2 separate regions of the Homo sapiens genome follow, and region 2 is linked to region 1. Evidence: read pairs that join two places in POLR2A ChIA-PET (ENCODE). Cell type or tissue: OCI-LY7. All regions are shown on one strand.

Region 1 (4,000 bases):
CAGCTAGCAGTGTGGGACTGTGCCGCACAGAAAAGACAGCTTCTGAGAAAAGCATTTGGAATGAAGAAGCCCAAGAAGCCTCTGGATGCAGGAGCCATAATATTATACAACAGACCATAGAGGCCTGCAGGACTCAGCACAGTCATGAAACAGCCACCAAGGACTGGGAAGCCCAACAGGGAATCTATGTGACACAGAGATGGACTGCTTACCAGCTAAGCGGCATGTGGTTTGAGTGAGCTGGGCTGCATCCCACCAGGATGTGGCATGGCCCACAACTAGAAGGCTAACTTTATAGGCTCCCTGCCCCCGATTAGGGAACTTCACTTTCTTGAAAACATTCTCAAGGCATGAAGTTGTCTGTCTCTTCCAAGGGAATGATCACAGACTACTATGATCATGGATAACTCCCTTTGTCATGTGCTGGATTCCCTGACAATCCCACAGCAAGAACTTCATTTATGACCACTGCCTCCCATGACCACACCCAGCATCGTGGAATTTGCTGGATATTCTACACTCCTATGAACCATTACCGGTGCATCTAAATGAGCACTGGAATGGCCGGTTCAAGAAGCAAAACAGAGGCGCTGTCACCCTTGCTTCATAAAAAAAGAGAGCAGAGAGGTGATGGGAGCCCTCTGCTGGAGCACAGGCCCACGTGTTTCCAGCTGAACTCCAGACCTAGCGCACCTCTCCCGTTTGGAGAGTGGGGAGCCTATGTGGCTGTTGACCTTGGCCTGAGGGTGTCTGCACCAAGTGACACTCGTATTTGCCTCAAGCACTTTGCATGGTGCTTTGCAAAGCTGTCCTTGAGGGCTCATGTGCCCAGCTTGATGGGGAAAAATTGGGAGGTTCAGGAGCCTGAGCTAGGGTGAGACATGGGCCCTCGAGCCAGAGTGGGTTCAAATCCTACCTCTTCAGCTCACTGCCTGGGTGACCCTGGGCATGTTGCTTAACCTCTTTAAGCTTTACTTCTTATATATAAAAAGCACTCAATATAGTGTCTGGAATGTAGCAAATTCTTTTTTTTTTTTTTTCAGACAGGGTCTCGCTCTGTCATCCAAGCTGGAGTGCAGTGGTGCAATCTCTGCTTACTGCAGCCTCCGCCTCCCTGGTTCAAGCGATTCTCCTGCCTCAGCCTCCCGAATAGCTGGGATTACAGGTATGTGCCACCATGCCTGGCTGATTTTTGCATTTTTAGTAGAGTCAGGGTTTTAACATGTTGGCCAGGCTGGTCTTGAACCCCTGACCTCAAGTGATTCACCTGCCTTGGCCTCCCAAAGTGCTGGGATTACAGATGTGAGCCACCACGCCTGGCTGCAAATTCTTAATAAAGAGAAGAAAATAATTTCCAGTGTTGAAATTAGGAGTTCTGAAGAGCCCTTAGAGCTTGTGGCTTATTAAGAAAATAAGCTGAATAACTAGTAAGTTAAAGTGTGCTGAGAGACCTTCCTTTCCTTGTTTAAAAGGCCTATCAGGCTGCAAGGCCAACTTGAGCCAGCTGGGGAGGGTCACTCAAAAGAGTGAGAAAGGACGCTGTCTGTCCACAAAGCACTGCATGCTGAGGTGCTGAGGGTGGTGACCAATTCTGGACCACAAACCTTTGGTGTGGTTTAAGGAGCCGCTCCTTGCCTGCCCCATGGCCCAGCAAGTGTGCGAACAATGACACACCCAGTTTGATCAGCTTGGACACACTGGGTGAGAGGAAGTGGTGTCGTGGGAAGGAGTAGGTAGGAAAGGAGAGAGTTATAATCTCGACACCTAGAGAAGAGCAAGGGATCCAAGTTATGGAAAGGCAAATTTGTAATCCTCTGTCGACCTTAGGTTTCTGTGAGAGGAAATCCAATACAACAGCTGGAGAACTGTATTTTTAAGACAAACCTGGACTGCTCCACCACCCAGCTTCTACTCTCCTGAAATCACGAGATGCTCAGCAGGGTGCTGCCAGAACAGGAAATAACTAGAGCAGCTGATTTCACTGCTGATATGAAAGTCATGGTTCACCTTGAGTGATTACACGTAGAACACCAGACCTCCTGGGGAGAGGAGGAGCTGGTGGGAACCTGTAACTTTAATGTAAACTGAGTCCACACACTGGCAAAGATAACACTTTGACTTTCATTGCCATTTCAAATCCAATTCCTTCTCATGACTGTCATCATGACTTTGTATGTAAATAGGGCAGAGATTAAGTCATCCCTTTTCACAGAAAAGAGGTGTGGAATGGAGGAGTAATTTGCTTACAGGTCAGGTCAGAAATCCATACTTTATCCATGAGTTGTTGCAAACCTAATGCTCAGAAATATACAATACGATCATTACAATGAAGTATAAAATTCAAAATAAAACAAGGAATTAATTTTTGATTGCTAGTTCTGATGAGTTTGGACCAATTTCATAAAAGGCGTCACCAACCTTTATCTCTTATGCAAAAAAGCTTTGTTCAGAAAATTTGAGGTAGCCAGTGCAATTAAAACTTGTGTACATTTTTATTTGAAACATAACTATTTCCAATGTTAATCAAGTTGGCATTAGTTGAAGTTGCCCCCAAGAAGTTTCATGTGTAGCTCCAGGGACATAAGGAGGGAAAAAGCAATGAGGATATTATGCCACAGTAAGGCTTTGGAGTCTGGGGGTGCTTTGAGTGTTTCTGCGTTCAGCCACATCTGTGAGTACAGATGGATTTCAGTCCACAAAGCACTGCATGGTGACATGCTGAGGGTGGTGACCAGTTCTGGACCAAAAACCTCTGGTGTGGTTTAAGGAGCCCCTCCTTGCCTGCCCAGTGGCCCAGTACGTGTGCAAACAATGGCACATGCAGTTTGATCAGCTTAGACTCCCCAGGTGAAAGGAAGTTGTGTTGTGGTAAGGGGTAGGTAGGAGAGGGGGGAGTTATAATCCTGACACCAGATAAAAATCGATTTCAGTTTTGAAAGATAATTTTGGTCAAGCAGAGGAATCTACTGGGATCACCTTCAAATGCCCCAAAACATCTAGCGTAGAGAAAGTCTATTAGAAAATAGCCTACAAATTTTAAAACTACATAGATTTTTGCCCACCTTACTGTAGGACTTTGGGAATCAGGAAGGTGAAGAAAAGGCAAAAAACAGACTGCAGCCATTATGCATCCAGAACTTGTCCTTTTGGATGATACCAACAACAAAGTGATTATGGCTACATAATGGCTACATAATTAAGAAGAAGTTAATCTCTGTACAGAGTAAAGTTTCCAGAGCAAGTATAGGAGCTTTTTTTTTTCTTTTTTCTTTTCTTTTCTTTTCTTTTTTTTTTTTTTTTTGACTGAAATGTTTCTATGTCTGCAATTCCTGTTTTTTCCCAGTTTCATCCCATGGCTCCACTAAACCCTTAAGGCACAGTTTATCAAGGAAGCCCATTAGAGTGGCATCTCTCAAGCCACTTCCTGCCAAGGGACAGCATTTCTGTCTAACTCCTGTAATTTTGAAGATGGAGACCTTCCCTGACTGGGTGTGTGATTTCTAGAAAAGAACCCTGATCAGTCAGCTGATAGTGCACAGGAAGTTGCTCTGGCTTTTTACCGAAACCATCAATTTGGTCTTCATGTAACATTAAAGATTCCTTTTCAAAAGGAAATCTTTAAGCATGGACTTTAGATCAGTGAACGCGACAGGTCACTGGACAAACCTGGACATAGGCGTACCTTATTCTGAGTTTGGGAATAAAACAGGTGATTATGATGGTGGCATGAGTCAGGTACCAAGAGAAGGTCAGAGGCTGGGACCCATGGGGGTCTGGGTACCAACCCCTGCTCTGTCATTACTGGGATTTCTGAACCCCAGACTTCTCATCTACATGGATAGGGTGATAATATCTACTGTGGGGTATTCTTATAAGAAGTAGGTTTCATGTATATGTAAAGTGCCTGGGTCATAGCAGGCACTTGTTAAACAGTAGTGTTAATAATCATTAAGTTACCTTAAAATGGTATCTGACAGCAAAGTTGTGGTAGGCTGAATAA
Region 2 (4,000 bases), 190 kb after region 1:
TAGTAACGCAATGAGGTCGAAGGATGAGGCAAATGGAGGTTTTCATTATTTACTTCAAATGCTTCTGATACTTCCATTTTTGACAATAAGCATCTATTATGTTGCCATTTAAAAATAAAAAATAAGCCAATGAAAATGAAATATAACAAAATCCATAGTATCATATTTCAACTCCATCTACTTCCATGAATTAGAGAAGAGTTTGTTTTATTTTTAAATCCTCACAAGGAATAGGTTTAACATGTTAACTTATTCTAAAAGAGAAAGGAATGTTAAAGTCCCAAATATCAATACTATGGATCAGGGGTTCTCGAATATATTTTAAGAGGCACAAAAGCTGGAAATCATAATGCTCTTTATGGAACTCCATGAAATATTGATTTATAGTACACCCTTGGCATTCAAGAATTTAACATTCATGGTTTAAATTATTTATAAATGACCCCAAAATCCATTACATGCAGTAATTTGTAAGTTTGCTGAGACATAAATTTGCACTGTGCCAATTAAAAAGCTCAGGAGCTAGAGTAAGTCACTGAACTGACGAGTGAGGGAACAGGAAACATGGAAGTTGCTCTGTACTTGGAAGAAGTAGGAGAAAGGCAGAGAGCTCTATATTTCCTAAGCATCCCACATTGCTTATTTCTTACATTAGATGAAAATGGGCAGGACTAAATGTGGAAGGCTGGCGACTCATGATAGAGTGGCCAAATCCCCTACAATGTAAATATACATGTTAGAGACCTGAGGGACGGAAGAGCATGGAGCTGGTAGAGGGTGACCTGGGTGTTTGGAGGTGGTGGGAATGTATTATTAAGGCTATTAAAATAGCCGGTTAACTTCTCAAACAAGCCATTCCCCTGCCCCTCAACCATCTGAGTGTTATGTACTAGAAGGGACAAGATAAAGAACTTCCACCTAGAACAATTTAAATCAAGTAATTTATTGCTGTTTCCAAACTGCTCCTGGCAAGAATGTCTGTGGTGACAAATTACCTTAAAAGTCCTGTCTCAATCCCATTAACACTGACTAACGCTAAAGACTAAAACTCCTAACCTCTAGCCCCAACTTCACTCCTGAGCTTCAAACTCATATAGCCAGACATTTCTTTCTCAATGTTCTATGCTCCTCAAACTCTAAATGTCAAAACTGACATTCTGCCTCTGAGTTCTCTGCCATAGTTTCTGCCAACATATTTCATCTATTCATGCTAGCCAGAAATTTAGAAGCTTTTTACTCCTTCTTGCCCTCTCTCCCCAGATCCAAGCAAGAAGTCCTACAATTTTATTCCTGAATACTTTTATAATCCAATACTTCTTACCATCCTTAAAGTCACTGCCCTAGTTTAGATTCTCTATTTCTTCACTTTGTTAATGCCACAATCTCTTCCCTTACCTCCAAGTCTTTTATCTTGTTCTTTTCCAATCTCTCCTCTAGTGAGCTGCCAGGATTACCTCTGTGACTGAAAACATTTCAAGGGCCCTTCTCTATGAACTGGTCACACTGCTGTCTTCACCCTATGAGACCTGGTAACTTGCTCTGACCAAAAGAATTCAGCAAAAATTACAATTCCAGTTCTAGGCCTTAAAAGATCTAACAGCTTTGACATCACTCTCTTGGGGCCCAGATGTCAGGTGAAGATGCTCAGTCTAGGCTACTTCATGGTACAGGGAGGGAGGTGGGCCCAGCCAGCCCCCAGCCATTCCATCAACCTTTGCTGAGGCACCATTCACACGAGTAAAGCTATCACAGATGCTTCATCTTCAGCTGAGTTCTCAGCTGAATGAAGCCCAGCTGACACCAAAAACATGTCATAAAAGAATTGCCCAGCTGACCCCAGCCAACCCACACAATTATAAGGCAGAATATAATCATAATCACTGACATGATCATGTTGTGTTAAGCCACTAAGAGTTGGAGTAGCTTGTTTCACAGCAATAGACAGTTAAAACACTTTACCATACTATTTTCGCTTATGTTGTTTCAGTTAGGCTTCCTTCTGTCATTTACAAGAGTTCTCATTAGATTATAATATAATATAGATTATAAAGGAAATACATAGTCTGTTTTGTAGCTGTGATAACAGAATATCACAAACTTGAAAATTTATAAAGAACAGAAATTTATTATCTCACAGTTGTGGGGTCTGGGAAGTCCAAGATCAAGGCACCAGCATCTGGTGTGAGGCTCCTTACTGCATTCTTACATGAGGGAAGGTGGAAGGGCATGAAAGGATGAATGCTGTGCCCTTATATGGCAGAAGAGTGAAAGAGTGTAAACCCACTTCTACAAGCCAAGCCCCCGACCTTTTTTTTAGAGATGAGGTCTCCTTACGTCACCCAGGCTGGCCTTAAACTCCTGGGCTTAAGCAGTCCTCCTGCTTCAGCCTCCCAAGTAGCTGGGACTACAGGTGCATGTCACTGCATCCAGCTTCACAATCCCTTTTTATAGCAGCATTATCCATTCATGAGCACAGAGCCCTCATAACCTAAACAGCCTCCCATTAGGCCCACCTCCCAATACTGTTGCTCTGAGGATTAAGTTTCAACATAAATCTTTAGAGGAGATAAAAACACTCAAACCATGGCAACCATCCTTTTCACTAAAGTTAATCAATTCAAGTACCCTCATTTTCACATCTAAATTAGAAAGTCACATAACTGGGAAGGAGTTGTAGAAAGACATACAAGAACTGATGAAAAATATAGACTATTTCTGACAACTGTCTTATGAAGAGAAGTTACTACAGTCACAAAACTCTTTACATAGTCTAATACGTATGGTAGAAAAATTCATTATACCCAAAATGAAAATACCTACATTTGAAGCCAAGTTTCCTAACAATGTGACCTTGGGCCTCAGTTTCCTCTGAGGTGTTCAATGATGATACAACAGTAGCTCTTAATTTTGAAGGGACACTAAAATTGGGAGAGTTTAAGATACCACTGATGCACAGGCTCCACACACCAAATGAATCAGAATCTCAGAAACAAGGTCTAGTTGGGCATAAGTGATTTTTGTCCCTTCTCTCCACTGATTCTCCTACTTTTCCCTAAGAGAATGTAATTCTTTCCAAGTAGATTGATCCAAATGTAGGCCTGGCCAAACTGTTGTTAGTTTTTTGTAGCTGGCAACCTCCTGCCATTAGAATAGATAGGTGAACCTAGCCTCTTGTTTTCTCTCTCACCTGCTCTGCACTACAGCTATCCCTTTAGGACTAGCTGTTCTAAAGGTTCAGTGTTCAGACTCAAACTGGGCAGGGATGGAGGGTGGGGTTTGGAAAGGCTCTGCTGGGATTTTCAGTCTAAGTCATATTCTCTGGCTCAGCTTTACCAGAGAGCCCTGCATAAAGGATCATGAAAATTTAAGCCTTATTTTTCCTGTGCTAGAAGAGGTAAATCTTCCTCACAAGGAAGGGAAGGAAAAGCAACTGGCCAAATAGAACTTGGGCATTCCTCGGACCTGGTTGTAATACTCCCTTGATGTCATCAAAACCTCACAAATAGCTTGAATATCTTGGATCTGCTCCTCTCTATAATCTATCAATTAAGATGTTTCTCAAAGTTTTTCTTGTGATTATCAAACCTTATGGGTTGGGATAAACAGAGGAAAACACGTATACTACAGATTTTCTTCTGAACACAATAATTTCTCTTGAAAAAAGGCAACGTCAATTGACATGTTCAGAGTTCAGAGAATAGAGTACATAAGGGCTCAAAGTTTATACAAAACAAATTTTGTTTTAATAAGTTTTATGGAAAATATATGTGAGCCAGAAAACATTTTGTTTTCATTTATTAAGCTTGCCTCCATAAGTAAAGCAAAGGAACTGAGTGTATAGCGACCAGGCCCCACTTCTGTAGCTGGAAGACAGGCTCCAGTGAGAAGCTGGTTCCTCTCTCTGGGAGAGAGGGTAGGAGTGAGGAGAATATATTCGAAGACTAACCTCTAAGGTAGATGTTGGCATTTCAATCATTTCGGTGCACAGTCTTCCATGACC

The links. ChIA-PET counts read pairs that join two places held together with the same protein. Peaks named below come from ENCODE experiments on the same cell type or tissue, not always from the same donor. Only the 100,000 strongest peaks of a DNase experiment are listed, where the experiment ranks them.
Region 2: POLR2A ChIA-PET joins it to region 1 with 8 read pairs; 2 of 35 experiments call an interaction of 5 or more read pairs at or near these places.

The regions. Positions count from the first base shown.
Region 1 is chr2:68,719,618-68,723,617 of GRCh38, reverse strand. It overlaps a transcript of ARHGAP25 not described here. Among named protein-coding and RNA genes, the nearest start is that of ARHGAP25, 13 kb to the left of the region's middle. In OCI-LY7, CTCF peaks have their summits at 453 and 655 (motif pointing left); DNase peaks (open chromatin) are centred at 647 and 1,947; H3K4me3 peaks cover 1,331 bases; H3K27ac peaks cover 1,223 bases.
Region 2 is chr2:68,531,376-68,535,375 of GRCh38, reverse strand. All of the region lies in intron 6 of APLF (aprataxin and PNKP like factor), which reads right to left. Among named protein-coding and RNA genes, the nearest start is that of APLF, 66 kb to the right of the region's middle. In OCI-LY7, no CTCF peak of the experiment used is centred here; no DNase peak of the experiment used is centred here.